Regions from separate parts of the Homo sapiens genome. Here region 1 is linked to region 2. Evidence: chromatin loops called from intact Hi-C (ENCODE). Cell type or tissue: Calu3. All regions are shown on one strand.

What was found. Peaks named below come from ENCODE experiments on the same cell type or tissue, not always from the same donor. Only the 100,000 strongest peaks of a DNase experiment are listed, where the experiment ranks them.
Region 1: it touches region 2 in a loop (2.5-fold over the local background); 2 of 110 quality-filtered maps call a loop at or near these places.

What each region holds. Positions count from the first base shown.
Region 1 is chr3:145,732,810-145,740,809 of GRCh38, reverse strand. No RefSeq gene overlaps it. Among named protein-coding and RNA genes, the nearest start is that of LNCSRLR, 330 kb to the left of the region's middle. In Calu3, no CTCF peak of the experiment used is centred here; a DNase peak (open chromatin) is centred at 4,989.
Region 2 is chr3:145,384,235-145,392,234 of GRCh38, reverse strand. No RefSeq gene overlaps it. Among named protein-coding and RNA genes, the nearest start is that of LNCSRLR, 680 kb to the left of the region's middle. In Calu3, no CTCF peak of the experiment used is centred here; no DNase peak of the experiment used is centred here.

The sequences.
Region 1 (8,000 bases), 350 kb before region 2:
ATAAAGCCAAACTTGGGCCCTTTGGTATGTCTCACTTCCAGAAAGGTATAGTTTCTCTTGACCTCAGTCCTTTGCTTGATACCTGTCTTAGTCCTTTTGTGTTGCTATAAAGGAATACCTGAGGCTGAATAATTTAAAGAAAAGAGGTTTATTTGGTTCATAGTTCTGGGCTTCACAGGAAGCATGGCACCTGCATCTGCCTCTGGTGAGGTCTTCAGGCTGCTTCCACTCATGGCAAAAGGCAAAGTGGAGCTGGCATGCACAGAAATCAGAGAGAGAAATGTGAGAGTGGAAGCAAGAGAGAGAGAAGGGATGTGCCATGTTATTTTCACCAATCAGCTCTCATGGGAACTAATAGAGTGAGAACTAACTCACTTATTACTGTGAGGACAACACCAAGCCATTTATAAGGAAATCACCTCCATGACCCAATCACATCCCATTAGGCCCAACCTCCAACTTTGTGGATCAAATTTCAATGTGAGGTTTGGAAAGGTAAAACATCCAAACTACAGTAATGCTATAGTGCTGGAGGACGTAAACTGCTTCCTAGACCACTTGACAACCTGAGGAACTCCTGGAGCTCCCCTGAGTGAGTAGCAATGAAAGCCGATATCCTTTTGATACATTATTGCTACCATTACATGTGATGGAGCTCAGTGGAATGTGGCTGCCTTTCATCCCTTAACCAGAATGTGTCTAATAAAGAATCCAGCTGTGACGTGTCATGTTGACTGGATTCTCTGCCCTCGACTGGACATTTTTTAGATGCTTAACCCATTGGCAATGGTCTTCCTCTCTGACCTGGCCAATAGTAGCAGTAATTCTTTCTCCAAGATTGCTCTTTGGGGTAATCTGGGAATATCTTGCCTTATAGATAAAAAAAAATATAAATCAATTTCATACATATCTTTGCACCTACTGAAGCCATAATACAAGGTCTTAACAAGACACTCCTTCTTCCCTTCAGAATTTCAGATATCATTGATATTTATGGTGTGTTTCATTACAAATATTATAAAACACTTCAACACAATGCGATTCTAAATAAATGCAAAAGGTTGTAAAGACAGCAATTATATTTTAACTCTTTCCCCTTTTTTATCTTTGCCATTGTTTGCATTGAATGTTGTTTGTTTATAGCACTGTTGCTGGGTTCCATATTGTAATAGAATTTCCTTATGACAATAACGTATATTCAGAACTCTTTATGATTCATAATTTGATCAGAAGTGAGATATCTTTGTGAAAAAAACTGGACTCAGGAAAAATGGAATTTGAATTATGGCTTGCCCACTGAATAATAGTTTGATCTTATAAAAGTCAATATGGTGAGCCACATTTCTCATCTATAAAATGGGCACAACAGCATCTATATTATTCCATTGCTATAAGGAGTAAATGAAGGAATAAATGTAAATGCATATCACGCTGACTAGTACAAAGTGAGTACTCCATAAAGGGTAGGTATTATTTCTTTTCTATGAGAACTATTTTTTAAATATGATATTAGACCATTCTTGCATTGCTATAAAGAAATACTTGAGACTGAGTAATTTATAAAGAAAAGAGGTTTAATTGGCTCATGGATTTGCAGGCTGTACAGGAAGTGTAGGAGCTTCTGCTTCTGGGGAAGCCTCAGGAAACTTACAGTCACTGGGGAATGCGAAAAGGGAGCCAGCACTTCACATGGCCAGAGCAGGAGGCAGAGTGAGGTGGGTGGGGAAGTGCCACACATTTTTAAACAAGTGAATCTCAGGAGAACTTATTATCGTAAAGACAGCACCAAGGAAGATGGTGTTAGACCATGAGAAACCATCCCCATGATCCAATCACCTGCCACCAGGCCCCACTTCTAAAACTGAGAATTACAATTGTAGATGAGATTTGGCTGAGGACAGATCCAAACCATATCAGGTACATAAAAATGTTTTGTGGTGAAACAGCATTAAAAATCAAAGTAGACAGAAATAGAAGAGCAAGGTAAATAACATTTGAAATGCTCTAATGTAATATATAAGAGAGGTACAGTTTTCTGAAGAGTTTACTACATGCTAGAAATTGTGTTTTAAATATTTTACTCTAACATTCACAATTACTCTGAAGAAACTATTATTATGCTCTTTCAACATAAAGGAATCATTGCCTATATCATAAGAAACTTAAGGTGTTACCTGGCCAAATTCTCCACAGTTAATAAAGTAAGGTTCTGAAATAAAAGGTCTGTCTGCTTGCAACACTCACATGATTTTCACTAAATTTGTTTTCACTAATCAAATGAAGAGGATTCTATTGGAAGTCTCTGACAGCCAAGCAATTCACAGATGCCTAATTCCTTCCTCATAACTGTGAAAATTATAGTGTGTGTGTGTGCATGTTTCCTAGAAGTAATATTATTAATGATAGTCTTCCTACCCAAAAATAAAACCTTTTCCAAACAGCTGGGATAAACTATTACTTTCAATTCCCATACATTTTTTTCAATTAAAAACAATGTAGGAGGCAGCAATAAGTCCATTTATGAAGTTTGGTTTTCAAATTTAACAAATATTCAATCTATTGACTCTAAAAATAAATTATAATTCCTGAAAAACTATGGAAATGGTTTTGGGTGAAAAGCCTGAAGCCAATTTGAGCATCAAGTAAATATTGATTATGCAATACTAGAAATGGGTTTAGAAAACAGATTTTTAAAATGATTTTAGAGACATGTCTGCCAGCATACTCTTTTCATTTATTATTTTTCTCTTTTGGCGCTAAGATAAATTTGTTGCACATGTTAATTCTCAGTGTTTCTCCAAAATGCCATTCAGGTTACTTTAAACCTATCAATGGCCTAAAAGTCCATGAACATGGCAGGGCACTGTGGCTCACATCTGTAATCCTAGCACTTTCTGAGGCTGAGGCGGGCGGATCACCTGAGGTTGGGAGTTCGAGACCAACCTGACCAACATTGAGAAACCCCATCTCTACTAATAATACAAAAATCAGCTGGGCATGGTGGTGCATGCCTGTAATCCCGGCTGCTTGAGAGGCTGAGGCACGAGAATTGAGAGGCTGAGGCAGGAGGTGGAGGTTGCAGTGAGCTGAGATCACGCCATTGCACTCCAGCCTGGGCAACAAGAGCAAAGCTCCATCTCAACAACTACAACAACAAAAGTCCACGAACATATTTTCTGTCCTAGAAAATGTTTTATGAAGAACTTACAGAAGTATTTTATGAATCAAAACCAATACCTAGAGAATTGATATATATTTTATTACGATTGTCTAATTTTAGAAGTTGGGGGTTTTATTTTTTTCTGAAATTAAAATCAGAAAAATAAATGTGTTCAGAAATTGCTATGATATTCAATAATGTCTTGCACCATTGAGTAGCGTTCATATTCTTTCAGAAATTTAGCAATATTTTTTACTTTGTGAGTCAGTAATAATTGCCAAATATTTGTCCCACTCATTTTAAAGGTAAATGACATTACAGGGTAATTTTTATACCTCACTTTGGAACTCTAACAGGCATGACTTTGAGTTCTAGCTATGCCAGTAACATGATCCTGCAAAATGTGTTTAAGCTTTATAAGTTTCAGATTTACCATTTGCATCATAAAGATGCTAAAACCACTTATATCCATGTAATCTAATAATGAATGATTAAATGAGCTAAACCCTGCAATGTGCTTAACACTGAGCACAGCAAATTCTTAATAAATGTTAGTTTTGATTGCATGTATTATTATTACAAAATATAATCATAAAAACAAAATTATTACTAAAATGATTTGACTCTGCGTAAGGTTAAAATCCTGAAAATTTCCTACCTCCCCACATTTTCCCTAACTCCCACTCCCTCATCTTGATTTTTGTGGAGATGTGTCTAATGGTGACCTTGGGAAACCATTCTAAGTTGCCTGGACAATGACCCATTTGGGAACCAAGGCTATTTCTCCCAGAAGAAGATGTGGCACCCAAGTTCCACAAATTATGGGGCCCAAGATCCTCATGAGACATCTGGTTTTCTGAGGCAATTCCTATAAGCAAATAGCAGGAACCTAAATCCATGCTCACCAATAAACCTGCACTTTTCCGATAGAAAATTATTCTTTTTAATGCTTGCATATTTGCTACTCTGTTTTTTTTTTTTTTTTTGTAAGGTAATGCCCCTTTCCTCAAAAATAAACCACACTCTTGGTCTCTATGGCCCTTGAGAGAATATAAGAGATTAGGGCACTGTACCTTTCCTTGCTAACCCTTGGCCCACAAAATGCCTCAAAAAGCCCCATTCTTAACCAGTACTGGGTGTTGCTGCATTTGCTCCAAGCATTGCTAGACACCATGAAGGATACTACTTTCTATGACTCTTCCTTTGAATTTGTTATTTTGTTTTTAGCATCTGAGGCATTTTGAAATATAATGTCTCAATATCAAGAATGATGTTATACTTTTGAAATCATAGTATTTATGTTAACATAATCATAAGATTTTAAAATATAAAAGATGCTCTTTCCTTTAAAATTTATGACTCAGACTACTTTTTCTAGCCTTTTGCACATTCCTATTAGTGAAAACACCTTTGCAAAAATTATAACTGAGAAAATTATGACAGTAAAAAAGATCAGACCTAACAGACCCCATCTTGCTTCTAACCTATAAGCTCTACTTGTTTATTCCTGGCATAGGCCAAACTAACCTTGGGAAGGAATTTAGTTTACAGTTTAACTTTTAAACAAAATTGGTAATAGCCCTTTCCCAGAAAACAAAACAAAACAAAACAAAACAAACCTTCTTGCCTGGAGACCAGTCTGTCTTTGTAGTACTAACAAATTAGCTACAAGATTAGAAATTACAGTTTAGGTGCCATGTAGCCTCGGGCTGCAAGAGTGTGAGCCTCCCAATTGTTCTTGGGAATAACATCACTGTTATAAAATTTAGGTGTAGTGCTTGAGACATTTTGCAAACCCTGTGTTCCAACACACCAGTTAACACTGCCCAGACCGGTAATCTGGCTCAACCAGTTTTGCAATCTTACCCATGAACAGAAGACAGCAAGAAGAACACACTTCCACCCCCTGTGATTCCATCTCCAACCTGACCAAACAATCCCCACTTCCCTTGACCCTACCTGCCAAATTAACCTTAAAAACTCCAATCCCTGAGTTTTTAGAGAGACTGATTTGAGTAATAATATAACTCCAATCTCCCACACAGCTGGCTTTTGCATGAATTACTCTTTCTCTGTTGCAATTCCCTTGCCTTGATAAATTGGCTTTGTCTAGGGAGGGGCAAGGTGAACCCATTGGGCCATTACATTACTTACTAAACAGGTTGTTCTTTTGGATTCTAGAGATGCACAAAATTGCACTTAAGTTGTTTTTGTGTTTATACCAAATATGTTATAACAGAGAAATCTATATGTAGCTGTAGTTGCCAGCTTCTACTGGATAAGGCTGCATTAACAAATCCTCCGAATCTCATTAGCCTACAAGACAATAATTTATTTCTCATGTTAGCAATTGGTTGCTGTGAATATGTTGTGATTCTATTCCTCACGTCTTAGTATAGAATCCATGCTTGCTTTCATGGCAAGAAATAACAGCAAAGGAACGGGTGGAAATGCACAGTGGTTATTAAGGTTATTAAGATTCTCTAAAGTTGTGGTGTGTGTCACATTCTCTACAATGCTATGGACTGAAGCAGTGGGGGCGAGGACTTGTAACTTCAGAGGGGGCCCTAAATGTCATGTGGCAACTGGTGGGGTTATATAATCCTCTTACTGGGAGGGAGAGTAAATGTTCTGAAACAATAATAAAATTGCCTATAGTCGCTCTATTATTTACACATTTACTATTAAACCACTAAACAATAATACTTAAAAGATAGCATGTCATTTATTATAAATAGAAAAAATAAAACATATTTAGCATGCAAGTGTAGGAGAGGCAAATCTTGACCTCTACTCTCTCAGGGTCTCCAGTTCGGTTAAATTGACATAAGACAGATTAACAGGAGAAACCTAGTTCAGGCCATGATAGAAAGGAGGATTGGACATGCTTTATTATACTTTCCTCCCTTTGGAATTCAGGCACAAATTTCCAGCATTAATATTAAAACAGGGATCTTAAGAATGACAAAATGGACTTTTTGTAGCAATAAGATATCACATTCCAACCTGACTCTAGTATAGCATCACGTGACAGATAGCAGGCCCTGTATGAAATCAAAGTATCTTACCCCAAAATATATCTTATTAATAGTTCTACTTGAAAACTGATTTTAATGTGGCCCTGAGATGAACAAAATATCTGTTTCCTAGATATCTCTACACAAGTGTAGAGCTATCTGGGTGACAGAACAGGATCCTGTCTAAAAAAAATTAAATGAAATTAAAATTATAATAAAATTAAAAATGTAAATATTTATTAGATCAGAACAAATAAATCAGTGATTTTGACTATACAGTAATTTTCTAAAAATATTGGCTTAATTTATGGTTTCTGGAAGGGTACAGGTAAATATGTAACCATATGCATATTTAAAACTACTAAATTTATATCAATCACAGAACACCTTTTTATGTTTATCTAACATGGTGCTCTTGAAATTTTGAATTATATAATGATCATTTTTGCTATAGCAGCAGTGTTTTTCATTCACTAAATCTATTTTGTATTGTTACTTTAATTGTATCTTAAATTTAATGAAATTATTTAGCTTAAATTGTAAACAACTGTTGTTCTGGACTTTACAAAATGAGTACACATTTATTTCTAGAAGTTGTGGAATTCTTGTTAGGAAGATATGGAAAACCTTCCATCAAAACATTACTGTCACTGCTGATTATAGCAATGAGCATTATAAGGTATACCGAACCACATGACTGAAAAACTTATGGCCAAATAAAGACAGAATGTAATATTGATCAAAGAGCTGTGAACTAGATGGCAGGACATGTGAAACGAAACCCAGTCATGCTATCAGAAAATTGAACTGAGTTCTTTAGGTTTTAGATGGTTCCTGTTTAAAAATGAGAACATTGAACTATTTAATCAGTGACATCTTCCAAAATGATAAACCTGGAATTTACTTAATTTTTGTAAATTATCTCATGTGATGAAGAAAATTCACCTTGACAATCATTTTTAGATTTTGAAAGGTAAAATGTATGAATCTTATAATTACATTAGCAATTGACAAGTTGGTATGTATCCTAAAATAAGAAAAAAAATCCCACAAAATTCTACTTTTAACTGTGCTGCCTAAGCATCTAATTATTCTCCAATATTCTTATTTCTATAACACTTTAATATCATAACCTCCATGTCGACCTACTCTTTTATAATTCAGAATAATGCAATTTTAATGTATGTATTATATAAAAATTGTTTGTATCTATGATGTAGATGCAAAATACTTATTACATTGATATTCTCCCCTTTCTAAGGATCTCACAGAGCTATATCCATTCATGAAACAGAGAAAAACAAGATACATTCAAACAAATAATCATGTTTTCCACAGTGTCAAACAGAAAATCAAATATAAAAAAGTATAAAAACAAAATTCCAGTTAGAAAAACATTTATTGTTATATAATCAAATATGTTCAATGGAAGAATCCAGTACTATTGTTTAACAAATTTCATCTTCTTGAATATGTTTTCAATTATTTGTAGCATTCAAACAAGCTTCTATTCAGTCATCAACTTTTCATTCTTTCTGTTTAATACTGCTTGCTTCTTTCCTGTTCTCATCAAATACAGTATTCAAACACATGGAAAGGTGATTAACAAAAACTGAGTGAAAGTTGGCTAAGTATAGAATTATCACCAAGTTAGATATCATTAGAATGGAAAATTAGTAACTACTTCTAAAAAGCAGCATTGTAGATTTACATGCAAATGTGAATGGTTTAATTCATCTAATTCTATAACTCTTTAAACATTTTCATGATAATCCAATGCAGAGATTTTAATTATACAACATAGTTTAACAAGTTATTTTCTT
Region 2 (8,000 bases):
CAATTTTTACTTTTATTTTGTAATGTTTGTGCTTACACTGTAGGTAGGGGTGTACATGACATGTTTTGATACAGGCATGCAATGTGAAATAATAACATCATAGAGAGTGGAGTATCCATCCCCTCACGCATTAATCCTTTGAGTTACAAACCATCAAATTCCATTCTTTAAGTAATTTTAAAATGTACAGTTATTAGTTTCATGCATGTTGCAGCATGTTGCAGAATTTCCTTTTTAAAGGTGAATAATATTCCATCGTATGTGTATATCACTTTTGCTGCTCCATTCATCTGATGATAGACACTTGGGTTGCTTCCATATTTTGACTATTGTATACAATGCTGCTATGAATATGGCTGTATAAACATTTCTTTTAGATGTTACATTCAATTTTGAATATATGTACAGAAGTGGAATTGCTGGATCATATAAGAACACTATGTTTAACTTTTTGAGGAACTGTCATACTGTTTCCACATTGTCTGTACCATTTCACATTCCCATAAACAGTGTACAAGGATTCCAGTTACTTTATATCCTTGCCAACATCTGTTATTTTCTGGTTTTTGTTTTTTGTTTTTTTTTTAAAATTTGACAGTAGCCTACTTAAGGGGTATAAGCTTGTATATCATTGCAGTTTTGATTTGCACTCCACTAATCATTAGTGAGACTGAGCATCTTTTTTGTTACTTATTGGCTAGGGGTATATCTTCTTTTGAAAATGTCTATTAAGATTATTTGATCGTTTTTGAATTAGATTTTTTTGTTTTTTAATTATTGAGTTTAGATTTTCTATATACATTTGGGATATTAATACCTCATTACATGCAGCCACTCCTGAGTCTCCAAGGGGAACTGATTCCAGCACCCCCACAGAAACAAAAATCCACAGATTCTCAAGATTCTCAAGTCCCTTACATAAAATGACATATTTGATTATAACCTATCCACATCCTCCATATACTTGAAACCATCTCTAGATCACTTATAATATTTAATACAATGCCTACACATCACTTCACTTGCATGAATTCAATGTAATGTTTAGTGCACAACAAATTCAAGTTTTGCTTTTTGAAACTTTGTGGATTTTTTTTGGAGTATTTTTGATTGATGTGGAGGGCCTACTGTATATATAATCACATATCAGATGGGTTTTACTATTTCTGCAAAAAAATTCACTGGGATTTTGATAGGGATTGCACTGAATCTATATATTGCTTTGTAGTGTACTGGCATTTTAATAATATTGATTTCCAATCCACATACATAGGATGTGTTTTCATTATGCTTTCTTTTCTTTAATTCCTCAGTAATGTTTTGTAGTTTTCTTTGTAAAAGTATTTTACCTACTTGCTTAAGTTGATTGCTAAGTATTTTATTTTTTCAAAGCTATTATAAATGCAATTATTTTCATAATTTTCTTTTAAAACTGTTCATTGTTAATGTATAGAAATGCAACTGATTTGGGAGTGTTGATTTTGGATCCTGATACTTTGCTGAATTCATTTGTTAGTTTAAAGGGCACTGTGCATTTATGTGTGTAAAATCTTTAGTGTTTTCTATATATAAGATTATATCATCTGTGAACAAACAAAAATAATTTTACTTCTTTGTTTTCAATTTGATTATCTTTTATCACTTTTTTCTGGCTAATTGTTCTAGCTAGCACTTCATGTACTGTGTTGAACAGAAGTGGTGAAAGTGAGCATACTTACCTTGTTCCTGATCTTAAAGGTTTTTAGTGTTCTACTTTTGAGTATAATGTAGGTTTTACCTATACGGTATTTATTATGCTGAAATAATTTTATTTTATTTTTTTGAGATGGATTCTCACCCTGTTGCCCAGGCTGGAGTGCAGTGGCATAATCTCGGCTCACTGCAACCTCTGCCTCCAGGTTCAAGTGATTCTCCTGTCTCAGCCTCCCGAGTAGCTGTGCCACCATACCTGGCTAATTTTTGTATTTTAGTAGAGACAGTGTTTCACCATGTTGGCGAGGCTGGTCTCGAACTCCTGACCTCAGGTAATATGACTGCCTAGGTCTCCCAAAGTACAGGGATTACAGGCATGAGCCACCCTGCCCAGCCAAGTTGATTTGCTTATATTCCTAGTTTTTTGAATGCTTTTATCATGAATACTTTAAACACATTATTTTCTTAAACTACAAGAAAGAAGAAAATGAAGTGTGGAATTGCAAACCAAAGTTATAATAATACTAGCTTTTGAAATAATAATAGTTTTCTCAAAAATATTAATCTCCTTAGTCATGTAAAAACAGAGTAGAATTCTTTTAAAAAAGCATTGTTACTATAGCACTGACTTTTATAATTGCCCACACATTTATCTTTATCTGAATTTTTTTTCATGCAGCTTTTTGTTATTGTCTAGTGTTCTTTCATTTCACTCTGCAGGAGTCTCTTGAGAATTCCTTGCAGAGAAGGTCTACCAGTAGCAAACTATCTCGGCTTTTGTTTATCTGGGAATGTCTTAATTTTTTCCTCACTTATAAAAGACAGGTTTTTTAAATATAGAATTCTTGGTTCATTGGTCTTTATTTTTTTCTTTTAGCACTTTGACTATATTGCCCCACGGCATTCAGGCTTCCAACATTTCTGATGAGAAATCTGCTGATAATCTTATTGAATATCCCTTGTGTGTGAAGAGCTTCTTGTCTCTCACTGTTTGTTCTTTGTCTTTGACTTTTGAAAGTTTGATTACAATGTATCTCCACATGGTTCTCTTTGAATTCATCTTACTTTGAGTTTGATGAGCTTCTTGGATGTCTGTATTTATGACTTTTATCATTTGTGAAAATATCAGTAATTATTTTTAAAAATATTCCCTATCTCTTTCTCTGCCTTTTCTTCTTCTTAGATTTCCATAATGCCTATTTTCGTGAACTTGATGCCATCTCACAAGTCCTTTTATGCTCTGTTTACTTCAATTATTTTTATATTTCTGTCCCTCAAACTTGATGGCTTCTGTTGTCCTATTTTCAAGCTGTCTGATTCTTTCTTCTGCTTCTTCAAAACTTCCTTTCAATCTTAGTGGTGTTTTTTTTTTCATTTCAGTTATTGTGATTTTCACTTCATTTCATTGATTTGTTCACACATTATTTCCTTGATTTTTTCCATATCCCTTTAGTCCTTTGAGTATCATTATTTTTTATTATTATTATTATTTATTTTCAGATGGAGTGTCATTCTGTTGCCCAGGCTGGAGTGTAGTGGCATGATCTCAGCTCACTGCAACCTCTGCCTTCCACGTTCAAGTAATTCTCCTTCCTCAGCCTCCCAAGCAGCTGAGATTACAGGCATGAGCCACAACGCCTGGTTAATTTTTGTATTTTTAGTAGAGACAGGGTTTCATAATGTTGGCCAAGCTGATCTCAAACTCCTAGCCTCAGGTGATCTGCCCACCTTGGCCTCCCAAGGTGTTCAAAGTGTTAGGATTACAGGCGTGAGCCACTGCGCCCAGCCTTTTTGAATATCTTTTAGTTGTTTTTCTGTCCAGTGGAACTGCTATCAGGTCTTTTTCAAGAAGAGTTTCTGTTGATATTTTTACCCTTTGAATTGCCCATACTTTCCCATTTCTTTGTATGCCTTGTTGATTTTTTGTTGTTGTTGAAAACTGGACATTTATATATAATAATGTGCTAAAACAAAATCACGTTCTTCTTCTTTCCCATGGTTTGCTTTTTTAAATTGTTTTTATTCTTTTCGGTCTTTAAAGATTTTTGTAGGTAATCTCTGTGCCAAGAATCAGCCTACATTCTAAACTTAAGTTTTTTTTTCAGGTCTTTTCTATGCTTGTACCTTTACCTGACCATACATTTTAGTCACTTTCTAATTTTCCCCATATATTTACTTTCTTTTGAATGTCCTAATCATTAATATCCTGCACCCCAAAGTGGAAAAAGAAAAAGATGAAGGGGATGTGAAGAGGGAAGAAAGGTCACCCGTTCTTTAAATTTCTTGGAAGTCAATTCAGCCCAAGGAGGAGGGGCTTGCAACAGTGAGGGAGGTACAAAGATAATAGCCAAAGTCTCTTCGTCTGCACTTCTGTGTTTAGAACTGACAATCAGCAATAAGAACACAGCTCTCTAATATTTGGATAACAGGATTTTTTATGCCCACTCTGGCTCCTGCAGCTTGCTTGCAACTGCTTTAGGAACACATGCACATCTGCCTGCCATGAGGCTGGAAGTTGGGGAAGAATAGTTTCTACTGTGCTAACACCTGAAATTGACCAAAATTAACTGTAATTTACATGCAAGACTTCCTCTGAGCGTTGAAAGCCTTCCGAGTTCTAAAATACTTATGTTATACAGATTCTGCCACTGCAATTGTTCTCTGGGTAACAGATTCCTGGTGCCTTCTACTCCACCATCTTACCACAAATTTCTTGTGAAACCATTCTTGGAAGCTATAGCTGCCTGTCAGAGTAGTTGTGTGTCTTTCTGGAATATTTCTGACTGAGCACCCCTTCTGTGGTTTGATAATGGGTATTGAGCAGGGGAATAAGCCTCTGGAAAATATGACCTCAGCAAAACAGAACAAAGGAATTCAGAATGCAGATGCTGGGGATCTTAATAAACTGGATTTTCTACATTTGGAGGTCTTCATGTGCACATATTGACCTGGAAAATATGTATAATTATGTTCACAATGCTTCTGATTTCAGCTGTCACATCTGAGATCTTGCAAGTTGTCTCCCTCTTTTTATAATAAAAAAGCCAAACAAACTGAAAATCATGTTCCTAGACCCATCAGAGTACTGAAATTGAAGAATTATGGAAATAGTTGGCAGATAGTGGGAGCCAAGTTTCTCACCATTAGAGTAAAAGGGTAAAAACCAGCATGGGGGAAACTTACAATGATCTGTGTGACAACAGATTAGAATTGAAGACATTTGAATAAACACATGCTTAGCTTAAAACCTAAGCAGATGTAGATGGATGGATAGAAAGATAAATAGATAGATATATAGATAGATTAATATATTAATTAGTATGCATGCATATGTTTCTTTGCTCTGTCAATTGAAATGGCTTAGAAGCAAGGATTTCCCAATAGTAACAGGTCTATCCAGTGCCCTGATCTTGATTTTTAATATGACACTCAAGTATGAGAAATTAGGAATCTTTGGATAAATGGCTGATTCTAGGTCTGGGGCCAAGTATATATGATGTCAGCCTGAGACATCTTATAATACCACAAAATAAAAGAACTACTAAAAAATCACAACAACAATAACTAATCCTGGAGTATGTCAAAGATTCAGAGGAGCCAACTGAAAAAGCTCCCAGAGGTGGAAAAATTTGAGTGAGAAGATAATTTTTATATTCAAAAGGAACACATTATGATGTAGCTGCTAGAATCGAGGTAGTTAAGCTGTCAGCAATAAAAGGCCATTTGTTTATTCTTTTAAATTTTAGTGCTTATATTTATAAATGGGTCTCTTTTGTTTCATACGTTAGGCAGGGTCTTGCTCTGTCACTCAAGCTGGCATGTATTGCTGCAGTCATAGCTCATCCCAGCCTCAAACTTCTGGCCTCAAGAAATCCTCCTGCCTTGGCCTCCTAAACTGCTGGGATGATAGGTATGAGCCACCACATCTAGGATCCTTCTTTGTCACTTTATCAGCAAATCATTTTTTCCTTTGGGAGAGAACCCAATTCTCCTATATCCTATATATTTATTGATTTTTATAATAAAATATTTAATTCAAATAAGATCTGTTTGTCTGTATATATAAACTAAGAACTAATAAATGGAGAATTGTCAAATTTCCCTTGTAGAAGAATTTTACAAATAATTTACGTAGGTATTACAGACACAGAAAGTGGAACACAAAGTCTCTACTCCTTAGATGTGAACTTTTTTATAGCAACGGTCTTCCAAAGCGTACACTATGGAAAGAGAGAAAAGAAAGCATCTTTTTAGTGGAGAAAACTGACAAACACCACCTCTGATAGATGATCAAAGCTCAAATCAACAGTGATACATCATAATGACAGCACATAACTTTGATATGTGTAATGAAAAAGTCCGAGAAACTATCTTAGCCAAGAGGATCCGAAGAAGATATGACTATTAGATTGTGGTGAAAAGTATTAAAAATGAACAATAAATTATGAAGTACAGCAGTTTATACCTATACAGAAACTTGGTATATAACAAATTTAGCATTACCTTTCTGTCAAGAAAAGATAATTTTGGAATATTGATTATCAATGTAAAAATATAAATATTAAAATATAAGAATAAATTTTTCCTATCTTTTAATTATATGTCAGTTTTATTCTCTTAATAATTTACTTTTGGGGGTAGTGTTAGTTTTATTTTTCATTTTATGTAGAACTGTCTTCAATTTTATTTGCATCTTAAAACCTAAAATGTTGATGACTGAAATTGACTCTGTTATAGTGCAGGTACTCCTTGACTTACAGTGGGGTTACATCCCAATAAATCCATTGTTAATTGAAAATATTGTCATTTTGATTTATGACATTTTCAGTTTACAATGGATTTGGACATAATCTCATTGTTTGTAAATGGAGGAGCATACTGAATACTTACCGCTTTCACACCATCAGAGTCAAAAAGTTGTAAGTCAAATGTTCATAAGTAGGGGACTATATGTATTTTTTAAAGAGGAAATATTCTTTCCATAAGTGCTGAGTACTGGATAAGCCTATAAAATATTTTAGTAATCCAAGGATATCTCCCAAATGAACTTTTACTGAACTGTGTACACATTCCAGCCAATTGTTTGGCATGCATAACTTCTTTTTACTCTTAGAGTATCAATCTTCAAATAATATTTTCAAGAATTAAATCATCAAATAAGTTATCTACATTTATGATATTTTTGAATGTTTTTCCTAATTTGGATGCTAAAATATTGTAGGGACTCTCAGTTTTCTTCTATTTTTGTTCAAAAGATAAATTCATCCAAGTAAAAATATTAGCTCCACAAAAAGTTTCTCCCCACAAGTAAATATATTTCAAAGTTCAATTTAAAAAATAATGTGAGCACTTTTATATTTTAATTGCAATTTCCTGAAAGCTTCAGAAACTGAAATGTGTTAGTAAACAGCTTGTAGGATATATAGTCCTTAAAGAATTCCAACTTATTTTAAGAAAATCATAACATAAACTTGGAGAACTTTGTAAAATGGTTTCCAGTCATCACAGAACCCTTAAATTATTTTGAACATTTGCTTTATAAAGTTTCAAACATTTAGAGGAACATAAAAGAGAAAGCACATGATCCTAAATTTAAATCTCTTAATATTAAATATTACTTTTATAAAATGTAGTTTAATTTCATTTTTTGCAATTTTTTTATATGTTGAAAACTATATGTTCTGTTCTGGATGGCAGAATAATGCAGCTTGTTAGGACATAATTATAAATTATGTGTGCTTCACAGCCAATTGAAAGTACATTTCTCCTTGCTGTGCTTTGGATGTGGTTTGTCCCCACCAAAACTCATGTTAAAATTTGATTTTCAGTGGTGCAGTTTTGGAAGGTAGTGCCTAGTAGCAGGTGTTTGGGTCATGAGTAGATTGCCATACCAGAGGGGCAAGTGGGTTGTTAAAAAGATTCTGGCTCCTTGGTTTTTCTCTCTTGCTTCCTTTCTTACCGTGTGATTTCTTTATGCATAACCAGTGGCTGTTACACTTTTCTGTCATGTTTGACCTAGCACATGGCCCCCACCAGAAGCTAGCCAGAGGCAGCAATATGCTCTTGAATGTCTCAGCCTGCAAAACTGTGAGCAAAATAAAACTCTTTTGTTTATAAATTATCCCAGCCTAACGAATTCTGTTATAGCAACACAAAATGGATTAAGACAGTCTTCTATATTGTTTTTAGTTAACAAAGAACATGTATAAACTGACATCATAATGTTTACCTCATTTACTAGCATTTCAACTAAATGTTCAATATTATTAACAACGTCAGATTTTTTTCTCTTCAGTAAATTACCTTCC